Regions from separate parts of the Mus musculus genome. Here region 2 is linked to region 1. A link is a loop called in an ENCODE intact Hi-C map of the cell type or tissue named here. Cell type or tissue: heart. All regions are shown on one strand. Each heading gives the region's core, and the rest is flanking DNA. Links, peaks and the distances in the headings are about the cores only.

Region 1 (8,070 bases), core at 1,416-5,415:
CACATGGGGCCCACAGAACCCAAACATCTCCCCATAATAAAGTTCTTAGGATGACAAATGCCAGATACAAATCTCACACACACAGGAAAAGACTGAGCCGCAGAGAAGCCGGGGCATGGCAAACTCACAAGGGATATTAGGAAGGAGTAGCCAGGGAAAACAGGGCAGCTCCAGGGCACATGAACTTCGGTGTCTTAAAATGCTAGAGCGACCAAGACATGTTGACCCAGTAGGCTAGGTGGCAAAGCCTGGATACACCAATTTGTCTTCCTTCTAACCAAGTTACTAGGTCAGAGGCTAGGCGAGGGAGTGCTTTTATATCTAATCAAATGACTGAGTCAAACGGATTCCTTGGGAGTGAGGGATACCATACTTAAGTGCCTAGCATAGGCCAGGAATAGTCCCAAGTCTTTTTTTTATTATTACTCCATTTTTTATTAGATATTTTCTTTATTTACATTTCAAATGTCATCCCCTTTCCTAGTTTCCCCTCCGAAAATCCCCTATCCCCTCCCCCTCCCCCTGCTTCCCAACCCACCCACTTCCATTCCTGTCCTGGCATTCCCCTATATTGGGACATAGAGCCTTCCCAGGACCAAGGGCCTCTCCTCCCATTGATGACCGACTAGGCCATCCTCTGCTACAAATAGTCCCAAGTCTTAAATATGATGATCTCCATCCATGTTTAGGATGAGAAGAAGAAAACTGGAAGCTAAAACTACCTTCCACAAACTCTAGCTATGACCAGCCTGGGGCCCAGGTCCACATATAATCTGGGTTACCAGGTAGCAAGACAGATTGTTTTAAAGTATTGATGCTCAGACACATCACTTCCAGCATCTGAGCAGGCAACAGACAACTGATACCTGTATCTCTGCTGTCACCCAGCAGAGGCCAAGGGTGAATGCAATTCCTACAATTAGCTGGGAGATGGGAGAACTCCCCAAGTAGAGGCAAACTCACTAGATTTACATCAGGTCTCACCCACTGGGTTGGATAGCTACTGACCCACTCTACAGAACAAAGCCTTCTGATTTAACAACCTAACCAGAAGCTTTAATGATTTGCATACACCCTTAGGGTAGGAGAATGTCCTCTAACCCAAGGCCATTCTTTCTATTTCACAAGACTACACCCAGGAATTACCCAGAACCTACAAAACAGGTTAGAAGCGAAAGAAGGCTCGACAACAAGTCCAGAAAGCTCCCCAAACATAATCTCACTTGTTCCTTGGGCTCTAAAAGAGTCCTAAATAATCTGAAGGTGAAACACTTAAATGCCAATCAGAGAAGACTCTGGCAGGAGAGCAACTCGTTCACAGAGTTTATAGATGCTTTGTGCCTTTAAGAGAGGAATGGGTAGGAAGCCCGTAGACTCTAAGCCTCGCTTTTCTAAGCCTCGCTTTCTAAAGTTAAGCGTTTAAAACAAAACCAAAAACCCCACGGTTACTAATTTGGGAAGGACTCTGCAGTTAAATGAGCATGTAAGATTGATTTCCCGAAGCAATAGCAATTGTAATTGCAACACACGGATACAGAGGGTGGTAGCACACCAACCGAGATGGTTACATTAGGTCCAGCAACCCTGTTGTCACTGCAGGCGTTAAATTTAAACCCCAAGCAGCCTCGACTTCAATAGCGGAAAGATAGGCAGTTTAAACCTTACTAATTGCCCTACACATACACCCGACCTTACCGGTTTGAGAAGCCTCCACTCTCACCTGGAGCGAAGTCCACCGGGTTTGTGTTAACCACAGCCCAAGGGTGGAAAGGTACTAGTTGCTCGAGGCATTTCCCGGAGGGAAAAGGTCCGGTTAGGCACAGGGCGTCTCAGAGGTCCCTTCTGCACAGCCCCTGACTATCAGCACCTTCCCTCCCGGAGAAAGGAAACAGGAAAAGATAGGACACAGCAGTAGTTGACACCAGAATGTAGGCTCCTTTACGCGTATGGAGGCTTCTCTACGCAGGTTTTTACCTATAACCCTGGCAAAGTCCCCCCATGACCCCTGCAAAGTCCCTCCAGATCACTGTCCTGGGACGGAAAGAAAGGTGGGGCGCGACACGTGACCCTGGACCTCCCCACCCCCGCAAGAAGTCAGCGGGCACCTCTAGCTAGAGGTCTCCCACCTCTTAGGACATGCTTATGGGGCCACAAACTCTAATTCCCTTCGGACACCCAAGCTCACGACCTCCGGATCCTAATTGGTCTTATGGTCTCTCCACCGCCAAAAGGTTTGGGACCTGTCTTGCATCCCATTCTCCCCGCTACAACGGCAGAGTCCGCTCCAATAATTCGCGGCACTGAACTCCAGGAATTGTGTCTTCCTGCTCCGGTTTGCCACCACTGCCGGGCCAACCCAGAGTCAACTGGGCCCAGCAGTTAGAAAGTTAGGAAGGGAAGGGGTCCCCAAGGACCTCCTCTCCCGCCTTGGGCACTGGGTCCTTGGCAGAGACCGCCCCAGTGCCTCCTCTCCACGCGTAAACTGGGTACACACGACCTTTGAAAAGTAAACGCTAGCGAGACTAGACGACCTTGGTTGGGACGCGCTCGGGCAGGCTACCCAGAAGGGTGAGCCAGCATTGGGAAAGTTGAGGCGCACCGGAGCGCCCGGGGAATTGCGCCCTCACCTCCATCCTAGAGGCCAGTGACGTGAGGGGGGATGGGAGGGGAAAGCAGCGGCTTAAAGCAGCGCCCCGAGCTCAGCGCACGCGATCTGTCAGCAGCAGCCCTGGGACCGGGAAAGACCAGCGGGGCGCGCGGGTCATCAAGGCACAGACCCGCCCGCTTGACAGCAGGCGCGGTGCACAAGGCTCTCGGTCCCCGGAGTACCTGGCGCGCGCGTCGCACCCTGCACCTGCACCCCAGGCTCCCCATCACCCCAACTCGTTCTCTCTCCGGGCCCGGCGGGCGGGTGCCCGTGCCAGCCGTCACTTACCTGCTCCTGGGCGACCGTCTAGGCACTCAATCCTCCCGCCACCGCCCCCTGGCCCCCCACCTAGTCCAGCGGCCCTGCCCCGCAGCGCTGCACGGCGCTTCGGCCGCTCCCCCACGTGCTAGCCCAGGCCGGGCGAACACAGAGACATTAAATACTGAGGACGCGCAACGACGTGCCCGCGGCGCGACGCAAGGCCCCGCCCCTCGCCCTCGGCTCCCTGGCGTGCCCCCCTCGCCCGCTCGCTCTCCTGCGCGTGCGCGCCATCGGCCGCTCCCTCCCCCGACTTGCGCGCGCCTCTCTCCCAGCTGCGCCAAGAGGGGCGCGGTCAGGAGCTCTCCGCTGACATCCCGGAGCTGTACGGGCCCGCCTTGCTGGCGCTCTCGCGAGAGTAACAATATTCACGGCGGGCATGGGAGATGGCCCCTACGTCCCACACTCGGGCTGGGGTGGGTTCCTGGTGTCTGAGTGCTCGGCACAATGAACTTGGCTCGCACGGGGTCTCTGCTTCTTCTCCGGGGAGAGGTGTCAGGCAGGTTCCTGCCTTGGGATGGTGCCTCTCCTGGAAAAGGTTGCTGAGGCTGGTGAGGGACGATGCTACATTGTTCCCCTTGCCTAGGAATCTGGCTTTCCCGTAACCTTGCGAGCATAGCATAGCTTTTCGAGTATAATAGGTGGCCATTGGTTGATCAGTAATGTGGATACTGTGTAGCCCTCAAGGGCAAGTTGATTTCTCATTTTCGCAACTTTAGTGATGTCGAAGGGGCTTTTCTCTAAATGATCTGGGGTTTTGCAAAGTTTGCCTTCGAAGAAATGGTCACCATGAGTCACTGCCTCCCCCAACGACTTGAGAAAACCAAACTACCTGCAGATAATTGTATCCGACGGAGGTTCCACTTGCCAACCAGCCCAGCTCTGATCCTTAAAACCTAGGCACTTTCCTTTACTTGCTTATTTATTTTGATATTCTGAGACTGTGTCTCATGTCTCACGGCCTCAAGCTGGGAAGTTCTAGGTTGACCTTGAACTCCTGATCCTCCTGCCTCCACCTCCCTAAGTGTTGGCATTACAGGGCACTTTCAGTGCACATTTTTTGAACGAAATATAGGAAAGGTACCATACTAAGAACCAACCATTACTTGGGAAAAATCTTCACTGGTGATCAAATGTGAATTTTAAGTTTTAAAAAGAGACTATGCATACTGAATATAATTTTGAGTATCTACTGTCTAACTCATTTATTTCTTTTTCTTTTTTTTTTTTTTTTTTTTTTTTGGTTTTTCGAGACAGGGTTTCTCTGTGCAGCCCTGGCTGTCCTGGAACTCACTTTGTAGACCAGGCTGGCCTCGAACTCAGAAATCCACCTGCCTCTGCCTCCCAAGTGCTGGGATTAAAGGCGTGCGCCACCACGCCCGGCTTCATTTATTTCTTGAGCCAGCACTTGGAAAGCTGAGGGAAGATTACCACAATTTCAAAGCACCCTGGGCTACAGAGTTGAGATCTCAAAGTACACAGCCCAAATTGTTTTTAAAGATTATTTTTATGCATATGAGTGTTAGCTGCATACATGTATATTTATCATTCGGGTCCCTGGTGCTTGTGACGGCCAGAAGAGGATGTTGGAGCCTCTTGAACTGGAGTTCCAGACCAGTTTAAAGCCTCCACAGGAGGCTGGGGACTGAACTCTGGTCCTCTGGAAAATTGGATGGTGCTCTTGCCACGGAACCATCTCTCTACCACCACCCCGCCACCCAAATTTAAGTCCCACCATACCTGTTCTGTAAATAATAGTGGATTAGTGACTGACTGTGGCGTAAGGGAACAAACAAGACGCAATTAATTCACTTGAGACTAGATACTGAACTAATGACCCATCACTCAGTGACTCTGGCGGGTGTTAAAGGGAGAGGGAGGCTCACTCACGTTGTGGTTAAGAAAAGGACAACAGAGAGACTGGCGAAATGGCTCAGTGGGTAAGAGTACTGATTGCTCTTCCAAAATTCCTGAGTTCAAATCCCAGCAACCACATGGTGACTCACAACCATCTGTACTGAGATCTGACGAACTATTCTGGTACATCTGAAGTCAGCTACAGTGTACTTATGTATAATAATAAATAAATCCTTGGGCCAAAGCAAGCAGGAACCGAGCGAGCAGAGGTCCTAAAAACTCAATTCCTAACAACCACATGAAGGCTCACAACCATCTATACAGCTACAGGGTACTCACATACATAAAATAAATAAATCTTTTTTTAAAAAGGAAGGAAGGAAGGAAGAAGAAAGAAAGAAAGAAAGAAAGAAAGAAAGAAAGAAAGAAAGAAAGAAAGAAAGAAAAAGAAAGAAAGAAAACAACAGAGAATGACAATCCCACTGGCTTGAGTTACTGTGAGAACTGAGAATACTGGTAGACAAGCAGCGTTTGGTTTAGTTGGGGCCCATTAACTTTGTTTTTGTTTGTTTGTTGTTGTTTTTTTAGTTTTCAAATAGCAACTGATTTGGTTGTGCAAATCTGGAGATCAAAGGAGAAGGATAGGAAATACAAATATGTAAAAATTGTGTAAAAGGGGAGCACACACACACTTCCATATGTACTTAAGGATGTTTTGATTTTGCTTTGCTTTAAATCAGTTTTTACTCATAACTCAGACTGGCGTCAAAGTTGTGATTGTTTTGGTTTGGTGTTTTGGTTTTTTGAGACAGGGTTTCTCTGTGTAGCCCTGGCTGTCCTGGAACTCACTTTGTAGACCAGGCTGGCCTCGAACTCAGAAATCCACCTGCCTCTGCCTCCCAAGTGCTGGCATTAAAGGCGTGCTCCACCATGCCTGGCTAGTTGTGATTGTTTTATGTTGGTCTTTCTAGCACTATGATTACAGCTCTGTGTCACCATACCTGGCTCAAAGTGGGGGATATTTTTAAGAAGAGAAGGAGAAAAGCAGAGAGAGGAGGGGGGATAGAAAATAGGGGGTTGGAGAGATAGCTTCAGAGTACACGCAGTAAAAGCTGTACGGGCATGAAGACCTGAGGTCAGCTCCTCAGGACCCACGTTAAAACTAGGTGTGTAGCCGGGCGTGGTGGCGCACGCCTTTAATCCCAGCACTCAGGAGGCAGAGGCAGAGGCAGAGGTAGGCGGATTTCTGAGTTCGAGGCCAGCCTGGTCTACAAAGTGAGCTCCAGGACAGCCAGGGCTATACAGAGAAACCCTGTCTCGGGAAAAAAAAAAAAAAAAAACTAGGTGTGTGGGATGAGATGGCTCAGAGGCGAAAGGCAAGGCTGGAAGCTGAGTTCCATTTCCAGAACTCACTTGGAAGAAAATAACCAAATCCTACAAATTTTCCTCCTGCTGCTGCTGCTCCTCTTCTTCTTCTTCTTCTTCTTCTTCTTCTTCTTCTTCTTCTTCTTCTTCTTCTTCTTCTTCTTCTTCTTCTTCTTCTTCTTCTTCTTCTTCTTCTTCTTCCTCTTTCTTTTCCTTTTTCTCCTCCTCCTTCTTTCTTCTTCTCCTCTTCCTCCCCCTTCTTCTTCTCTTCTTCCTCCCCCTTCTTCTTCTTCTTCTTCTTCTTCTTCTTCTTCTTCTTCTTCTTCTTCTTCTTCTTCTTCTTCTTCTTCTTCTTCTTCTTCTTCTTCTTCTTCTTCTTCTTCCTTTCCCTCTCACACTTCTACCTCTGGAATGCTGGTATCTTAGAAGTGCATGATAACCCTGGTTTATGTGGCCTTGGCTGGAGAATCAAACCCAGGGCCTCTTGCAGGCAGACCATCACTCTACCAGCTAGGCTTCATCTCTAGCTCCTTGTGAGGTGCTGTCTTCTCTTAGCAGTCCCTCCAGTCTCAAGAACACATCTCTGAGAAATGTCCTCCCATTTCTTTTGGAAGAGCCCACAGAGGTATTCCAAGGGATGACAAATATGAGCTGTTTCCTTTATGTGTACACATCCAACCTACATCTAATTCCCTTACAAAGAAAATGCCCTTGGTTTTGCCCCAGGCCTGTGTGTCTGCAGAGGCTATTCCTAGAAAAGGCAATAAGAGGTGTTGGAGAAGGACTCTAACTGCACATGAGAAACTGAAACTCCCCAACACTTAATCCCTAGCATGAAGCAAAGCTCTTTGTCCTAATCCTCCAGCCTCGAAAGCTCTTATTCTAATGTCTTCCTGTTTCATATCCCTTGGTCCCACGCAGCAACAAAGTCAAAATTTCAACCCAAACTTTCTGATTCAGAACTGATTGACTGACTGGCTGGCTTTACTACAAATAGAGACCTAGGGCCTCCAGGGGCAGTTTTACACACAGAAATGCGTCTGCTGTGGGGGAAATTGTGTCATCTAAAACAAGATGCACTCAAGTCTTAAACCATTTTATCTCCAAGGGCGTCCTGATTTCCAGGCTGTTGCAGGTACTGAGTGGAGGCCATGCCTCTTTCCAGTAGGACTAGGGTTCTTCTAAAACAGTGATTCTCAACCTCCCTAATGCTACGACCCTTTAATCGCATTCCTTATGTTGTGATGACCCCACACAGACTCACCATAAATTTATATTGTTGCTACTTCATAACTAATTTTGCTGCTGTTATGAATCGTAACGTAAATATCCGATATGCAGAAGATGTGATATGTGAGACCCCCCCAGGGGTTGTTACCCACAGGTTGAGAACCGCTGTTACAGGAAGAAATACTAATTCAATCTACTTGGTGGTGTGAGCTACTTTCCCAGTCTCAGTTCTAATCCATAAGAAGATTCACAAAGTCAAATATCATGTGAGGGTGGAGTGCCAAAGAAGACTAAGAGCTAGCTTGGTGGTAGAGCACTTGCCTAGCACACACAAAGCCCTTGAGTCTGATCTCCAGCCTTGGGAAGAAATAAATGGTGGGACAGAGGAATGGCAAAGATTGCCAGCAAACCAGCAGAATCTGGAACAGACCAGGAACCATGTCATTCCTCTACAGCCGTCCGGCCATACACTGATTTTTAGACTTGCCTTCAGAAGTGTGAGACCATTACGTTTCTGTTGTTTCGATCAAGTCAGTTGACATACTGAACTCACCCACTGTAATCTTCATAAACTAACACAATGCCCTCCTCTCCTGAGCCCCTGGAGACCAATTCATCAGAGGAAATGTGATACCAGTGGGTGGTGAACAGGA
Region 2 (8,070 bases), core at 2,537-6,536, 190 kb after region 1:
CACAGACAATTTAAGGACATCTTTTAGTGCTCCGACATTTTAACCATGACCTGTCCTGAAATTACAAGGATTTTCTTTTCTTTTCTTTCTTTTTGAGGCAGGGTTTCTCTGTGTAGCCCTGGCTGTCCTGGAACTCACTCTGTAGACCAGGCTGGCCTCGAACTCAGAAATCCGCCTGCCTCTGCCTCCCAAGTGCTGGGATTAAAGGTGTGCGCCACCACGCCTGGTTTTAGGAGGATTTTCTACTTGTGGTGTCTTGATGGCTCCTAAAATGTTGGATTAGGGATGCTCTACCTTTCCACTTGTGAGTCTGTCCCCAGCTAATACAGCTCATGCTTTTAGCCACCGACAAACTGGACTTTATTTTCTCTTATCTCTTCGTTTTCCTTTTCTGGATGTATCTGAGGATACATCAGCTTGCAAGATTTAGTTGTTTAAGATTCCTAGTTTTTTGCTTGGTTCTCTGAGGCAGGGCCTCACAGAACTCTGCCTGTCTCCTGCCTCTGCTTCGAGTACCGTGACATAAGGCTCTTTTACTATTTTATGCATGGATGGGCGTCTGGCTGCATTTATGCCTGTGCACTATACAAAGCAAGGCCCACAGGCCGGAAGGTGCACTGGATCCCTCTGTACTGGAGCTGGAAATCAAATCCTGATCTTCTGGAAGCGCAGTCAGTGCTCGTAACTGCTGAGCCACCTCTCTAGCCTCTGGCTCTTAGTTTTTGAAACCAGATTTGGCTAAGCATTCCAGAATTTGCAATACAGACTAAGCTGGCCTTAAACTTCTGGTCCTGTTGCCTTTACCTCCTAAGTGGTGCTGTTAAAGATGTTTGCCATCATGCTGGACCTTGGGTAAGGTTTTATGATTTACCATAACAACATTTTATCTCTCGTAACCTCTTAGTTACTTAATTCCCAATTTTTCTCAAATACACAGAATTAACTATCTTATATGTCAACTTTAAATGAAAAAGTTTATAAAAAATAAAATGAATTACCCCTTCATAATTTGTGTTTTTGTCTTTACGCATCTGGTTAATAGAAGTTAAGTAGCTTGGCGGGATGATGAGGTTTCTGAATTCTCCAAAGTCACACTTTTCGCTCCTTAAGCTGCCTCGCATGCACTCGTCGTGGACTGTCTTCTGGCACCAAATGCACCTGAGGAAGGAAGAAATGCTGCCAACTCCTGTCAAACCAGTGTCCCAAGCTACAAACCACATTCTGTCAAAAGCTATAAACAGTGTATCCATCCACACACAAATAGATGTAATCAAAAAATTTCTACAAAAACATACTACATCTTATCATGATTTTTAAATGAGTAAGTAACTTCTTAGGGCAAATTTGTAATGTGGTAACACCTGTAGGTACAACCTTCCTAAAAAGGTCAACCTAGAACAGCAGCTGTCCATTAGAAATGAGTGCGTTAGCTGCAGCCTGCTTATGATATCTGTAGTTCCGCAGGCCTGGTCTGCAAGCTTTTCAACTTTTACATACAAAGAAAGCAAGCAGCCCATTTCTTTTTTTATTTTAAACTATTTATTTTTACTTTATGGCACTGATGCACGTGTGTCTGTGTGATGGTGTCAGAACTCCTGGAGCGACAAGACCGTGGTGAGCTGCCATGTGGGTGCTAGGTTCTTCGGAAGAGCAGCCGGTGCTCTTAACCGCTGAGCCATCTCTCCAGCCCCCACACATCCCACTTCTTTTAGGAGCTGATAAATAGTTCAATGTCTGGGTCTAAAACAAAGAGAGGGCGCGTGCATCCAGACTCACTCTGTCCTGGGTGCCAACAGCAGGCAGGGATTAGTGCTGGCAAGACTCAGGCTTTCTATTATTAATCTGCTAAACTATTTAATCCACTCAGATAAGACACATCTGACTAGCAAAAACAGGCCACCTGAGAAGGACGGAACTAACTAGTTTAAAAAGGAGGGGATGTTAACTCGGGTCTTCTATTTTAAAGGTGGTTTTTCCTTCCGAACGTTGAGATTTGTCAAGTACTTACTGCTGTTTACACAGGAGTTCTACTGATGACTAAAAATAGACGCCTGAACAATGTGTTAGAGACAATTATAACAGGGCTTGCTCATGACCTTTATAAATACTGGCCTTTAGTTTCAGAAACTGTAACAGATGGTTGCACAGTTGATGTAACTAGTTCACCTACTGGTGGCCTACAGCTAATTACTATTTTATTGCAATCACTGTATAGATTATTGTTTTTGAGATAAGATTCTGCTTTTTGTCTCTTTGGCTTTGAAGTCCCAGTGCCTCAGGTTCCAGAGAACTACAATGATAGGCAAGTGGTACCACACTGGGCTCGGGTCCATTTTTCCCCCCAGTGCTAGGGATGCAACCCAGGACTTGTCCCTGCTATTCTACTGTTCTACTGATTACCTGCATATATACGACTGTAGCTCAGCTAACTCTAACTAGTGTATTCTCTTTATGTTCCCCATACACCACATTTATTTGTGGGGAAAAGGGCCAAATCTCACCCTTATTTTATTTATTATGTGCATTGGTGTTTGGCCTGCATGTATGTCTGTGTGAGGGTGTCAGCTCCTGGAGGTACAGTTGGGAGCTGCCATATAGGTGCTGGGAATTGAACCCAGGTCCTTTGAAGTGCAGTCAGTGCTGATAATCACTGAGCCACCTCTCTAGCCCCTCTCACCACCGTCACCACCGATTTTTTTTTTTTATTGTAAGTACACTGTAGCTGTCCTCAGACACTCCTGAAGAGGGAGTCAGATCTTGATACGGATGGTTGTGAGCCACCATGTGGTTGCTGGGATTTGAACTCCTGACCTTCGGAAGAGCAGTCGGGTGCTCTTACCCACTGAGCCATCTCACCAGCCCCTTTTTGTTTTTTTTTTAGAGAGAGGGTTTCTCTGTGTAGATCTTGGCTCTCCTGGAACTCACTCTGTAGACCAGGCTGGCCTCTAACTCAGAAATCCGCCTGCCTCTGCCTCCCAAGTGCTGGGATTAAAGGCGTGCTCCACCACTGCCCGGCTTCACCACCGATTTTTAAGCTGCGTAAAAGACTAGGTGACTCTGATCTACTTACCTCCTTGGTGTCACGCCTGCACTGCTAATGTGATTTGGCATGTAAATTGTTGTCACAGGGAGATAAGCAGTAAGGGATAAATTGAGGAGAGCCACATAGTTTTCTATTCAGAAAATGCTGTTCTTGGAACAAAACAAAATAAAAACAAAACCCAAAAAACAAGCAAACAAAAACCTATAGTGTTGAAAAAGCAAGGGCATGGGCTGGGGAGATGGCTCTGCAGTTAAAAGCATTTATTACTCTTGCAGAGCACTGGGTTAGACTCCCAGCAACCACACCGTGGCTCATAAGCAGCTAGAACTCTAGTTAGGGACCTGGGGATACCAAACATGAATGGGGTATATAATTATGAATGCAGGCAGAACACCAGTGCATATAAAACAACTCTAATGCCCTGAAGAACCTCTCAAAACCTCCTGATAGGGCTACCCATGGTGGTGGCCTTATAAAAGAGAATTGCAACCTAAAAATAGTATATTATTACTGAACATAATCTGCAAAAATATCCACTCAAGTATTTCATAATAATTTCCTCTGGGAAGACAAGACTAAGGCTGGGAAGGCCTGAACTTCTAACCCTGTTATTTTTGGGTGTCAGTTAAGTTTCTAAAAACTAGAATATATTCATGAATTTCTTTACTAAGTTTTTTGTTTGTTTGTTTTTTTGGTTTTTCGAGACAGGGTTTCTCTGTGTAGCCCTGGCTGTCCTGGAAGTCACTCTGTAGACCAGGCTGGCCTCGAACTCAGAAATCCGCCTGCCTCTGCCTCCCAATATCTAGGCATTTTTTAAGGTTAGAGGGATGACTCTGTGATTAAGGGCACTGGATGCTCTCCTGTAGAGAGCCTAGGCTTGACTCCTGGCACCTGCATGGCAGCTCACATCCCTCTGTAACCCCAGTTCCAGGGCAACAGATGCTTTCTTTTGGCCTCCATGTGTACTAAGCATACATGCAATGCAGATAAACTTGCAGGTAAAAGACCCACAAGCATACAGGTAAAATAATAATAATAAACCTTAAAAAAAAAGTCAGGTTCAGAAATAGCGTGACCACATGTCTTTGCCTGACTGTGATGACTTTGATTTTAGCTTATCTTCTGGCATCATCATTAACAATGCTCTCAATGTGTCCCAGCAGAGATAGTAAGTTCATAACACGACTTTTTAAAGAGGACAGAAAGGAGAGATGGCTCAACGGTTATAAATGTGTGCAACTGCTCTCACACAGGGCCCTTTGATCCCCAGCACCCACGCTGGGAAGGCTTACAACATCAGCTCCAGGGGAGGCCGATACCTCCTTGTGGCCGCTGTGGGTATCTGCACTTGTGTACAGATACCAACACCAACACACACATGCAACGCGAAAGCACTCACAGTAGCTTCAGAGCTATTAACTTGAAAGCGTGTGTGGGAGTTTCTATTTGTCCAAAATAAAGCCTGTTGGGCAGTGAAGACCAGACAAGGCTCTGACAAGGCTGGGTGTTGGAAGTCTTGGGGAACCAGCCCCACTTTATCTTCAGCTTTCTCAAGTGTGGAACCAGTGAGGAGGAGATAATCTGCAGGGCAGCTCTGCTGTCCACCAGCTTCCAATACCTACAATCCCTTCCAATAGGAAGCCTGTTCCACACAGCATTTCACCGCGCAAGATTCCTTGTTCAGTGTGCATGCTGAAGCCAGGAAAGCAGTCAGGTTAGCTCAGGTGACTCATCTGACACTTAGTCCTGAAAGATCTGACAACAGAAATGTCCTTTCAAGACTGGGGAGAGAGCCCAACAGCCTGATGAGTTAGGAGCCACAGAACTCGAAGGGAGCTCACTTTGCACCCCCACACCCCATAAATAAATGAGTGGAAAACGTAAATCTCCTTTCCCGTCTTGTGTGTCAAACACTTGACTATGACACCAATCGCTACAATAGCTACAGAAATTTAAAGCCCTGCTTTGGGTTGACCCTTGTTTTCATAGTTCCAAATCAAGAACAAATTGGTTTTGTGACTGGCATAAGGTTCTTTGTGTACCCTTCATTCTTCCTTATGTAAAGTGGGATGCTACAGAGTAGCCACGAGCCAGGCAGCACTTAAACAGGCCTTTGATGAAAATTAAGAGCCTTGGCAGGGGTGGGAATTTAGGGGTGGTGTTGGTGGTGGAATTCAGTTGTTAGAGAGCTTGAATAACATGCTTAAGGCTTTTGGGTTGGATACCCAGCACCTCATGAACTGGTTCAGGTGATGCAAACCTGTATTTTCAGCACGGGGAGGCGAAGCATTAAAAGTTCAAGGTCATCTGCTATCCTTAGTGAGTTTGAGGCTAGCCCGGGCCACAGGGGAGAGACTGTCTCACAAAGGGTAAAAACAAAAATAAAAACAAACAAAAACACCAACCAACATCTACATGAGACTTGCTTCAAACGCCAGGGATGCCGTGAATAGTTTGGGCCATTTGCTGAGATGAATTTAGGTCTCACCACCCACTGTTTACAATCCTGCCTCCCATAAAAGCCATACCTGTAATCGCACAGTTTAGGCTGGCTGCCACACTGCTGCCTGCAGAATACACAGTAAGAGCACAGGGGCACGTTGCCGCGGATCCAGTGGTGGGGCATGGCATCTGCGGCCTTGTCGTTCTTGAGCATGATCTCCTTGCACGGGAAGCGCTTGTCGACCTTCTTGAGGCAGCCCTCGTCCACGCGGAGCCCACAGCAGTCGCAGAAGGCTCCTTGCAGGATGTGCTGCGCGCACACGCAGCAGTAGGTGGGGTGGCTGAACAGGTCGGTGTCACGCCAGCAATGCTTGCTCTTGCGGAAGATATCCCTGCGGTGCAGCTGCCGGCGCGACCGCTGCAGGCTACACCATAAAGTGATGAACACCGGCAACAGCACGGAGCACAGCGTCCATAGGACCAAGTGGCCATCAGGGAGCAGGCTCTGGGCGGGTGGGCCGGACCGCTGGTCCCCCTCCATCTTCTCAGGCCCAGGCGTGGCCTATGGAGCGCCGGGTCCAGAAGGCTTGCCTTCGGATTCACTGCGTGGGGTTGCGGCTCGTCCCGAGGCTGCGCGTGGCCTCGGCCCCGGGAAAGGCGCAGGTCGCACCCGCGGGCTCCGTGCAGTACAGGCTTGGCTCGCGGCCACTGCGTTCACAACGGCTGTCGCGCTGAGCCTCGCCCGTGCCTCTCTCGCGAGGTCTCCGGAGACCCCCCCCCCAACCCCCCAGTTCGCTCTCGCGGTCGCCGGTACCACCTACAGCCAAGCCTCCGGCCGCCGTCCCACCCTCAGGCCGCGAGATCTGCGTGGGATGAGGAGGCCGCGCTTGAGAAGCGCACCTGCGCAGTCCGCACGCCGGCCGGCAGCTCGGCGAGGGCTGGGAGGGGCCTGACGCGCCCACAACTTGGGCGGGGCCAGGTAGGACAAAGCCAATGGCGGTGCTTTCCGATGGTGGGCGGAGCTAGAGGAAGGCGGAGTCTGCGCTGATAAAATTTGTAGGCGGGACCAGGTGTAGGGCGGGGCTCGCGGCGGCGCTCCCCTTGGGTGGGAGGGGGTCAGGTATGAGGGCGTGGCGGAGGCTAAGAGGTGGCTTGGAAAGTTGAAAGACTTCAAGGGTCTGGACCATCTAGGAAAGGATGAGCAGAGGAACGGATAAGATGGTGTGGAATGAGGCATGGTTTAGGGAAATCAGGGGCGGAGTAAGTACATGGTTGACTATCAAAAGTTCAGAACCAAAGGAAGTTCTACCATAAGTGACTTAACAGTATTTGACCTTTAGCCTGATCCCCTTCTTCAACGGTGAAGGTGGAATTGGCATGATTATGGATATCGGGGAATCCTGGATGGAGAAAACTGGCTCTTTTGAAGGTGTTATGTTCATTCAGAACACAAGTCAAAGACTGCCAAAAGTTACCAGTGTATTATATAAATATAATAAAATAATAAAATAACTGGACATGTGGCCCACATGTGGATGGACCTCTGTGAGTTCAGGGCCAGCCTGATCTACATAGTGTGAGGACCAAAACAGGAAAAATAAAGCATACAGGTTAAGAGTTCTGTTTGTATTTAAGGATAAGTTCCTGTTTGTCTTGTGTTTGTTTGACCCATCTGCACGGATGTGTTTGATTACATGTGGACCGGAAGTAAATCAGGGTCACATGTAGGCAGGAAATACATCAAGATTTACGCTTGCCCCCAGTTGAACCAGACGGGAAATGCAGTGAATTGTGGGTTTTGCCTTTTTAAGCCCGTGCAAAGCACGACTTGAGGCCATTCTCTGGGAACCCCGAGATGAACTTGGCCAGAGAGTCCATCACCTTGGCCAGTATTTAATTAAAGCTTACATTAAATTTGGTTTTAAATTGTGGTAGTGGTCTTATTCTCTACTGAGGGATTATCACGAGTTCTTGGTCAACTAGGGATACACAATAAGACAAACAAAACAAACAAAACAATGCAAAACCAACCAAACAAGCCGGGCAGTGGTGGCGCACGCCTTTAATCCCAGCACTCGAGAGGCAGAGGCAGGCAGATTTCTGAGTTCGAGACCAGCCTGGTCTACAAAGTGAGTTCCAGGACAGCCAGGGCTGTTCAGAGAAACCCTGTCTTGAAAAACAAAAACAAAAACAAACAAACAAAAAAAACCCAACCAAACAACAACAACAACAAAAACCCGAACCAAAACAACCCCAGGGATAAGAGTTCACCTGATTTACTTCCGGTCCACATGTGATCAAACACATCCGTGCAGATGGGTCAAACAAACGCAAGACAAACAGGAACTTATCCTTAAATACACTTTGTATTTAAGTACCTTAAATACACAAAGATCACTTTGTTTTACTTTGGCCATTCATGGGCCAGAGAGATGGTTCAGTAGATACCTGCTGCTAAGCCTGAAAGCCTCACTTTGATTCTTGGGACCCAAACACTCTCTGTGGCATGTGAGCACCCCCCCCCCACACACACATAAATAAATAAGTAAATATAATTTAAAAAATTACTTTGGGGGCTTGAGAGA

The links. Peaks named below come from ENCODE experiments on the same cell type or tissue, not always from the same donor. Only the 100,000 strongest peaks of a DNase experiment are listed, where the experiment ranks them.
Region 2: it touches region 1 in a loop (2.7-fold over the local background); 1 of 42 quality-filtered maps calls a loop at or near these places.

Annotation. Positions count from the first base shown.
Region 1 is chr11:88,861,462-88,869,531 of GRCm38, forward strand. Akap1 (A kinase (PRKA) anchor protein 1) reads right to left here and starts at 3,125. Exons shown (of 11, transcript NM_001042541.1): 1 at 2,936-3,125. All of the region lies in intron 3 of 4930556N13Rik (RIKEN cDNA 4930556N13 gene), which reads left to right. In heart, for the core only: no CTCF peak of the experiment used is centred there; DNase peaks (open chromatin) are centred at 2,080 and 3,230; H3K4me3 peaks cover 2,490 bases; H3K27ac peaks cover 2,682 bases.
Region 2 is chr11:89,054,360-89,062,429 of GRCm38, forward strand. It overlaps Dgke (diacylglycerol kinase, epsilon), which reads right to left and starts at 6,389. Exons shown (of 11, transcript NM_019505.4): 1 at 5,572-6,389; 2 at 999-1,158. The coding sequence starts at 6,026. It overlaps Dgkeos (diacylglycerol kinase, epsilon, opposite strand), which reads left to right and starts at 6,392. Exons shown (of 4, transcript NR_110336.1): 1 at 6,392-6,464. In heart, for the core only: CTCF peaks have their summits at 4,369 (motif pointing left) and 5,832; DNase peaks (open chromatin) are centred at 5,672 and 6,422; H3K4me3 peaks cover 2,340 bases; H3K27ac peaks cover 1,724 bases.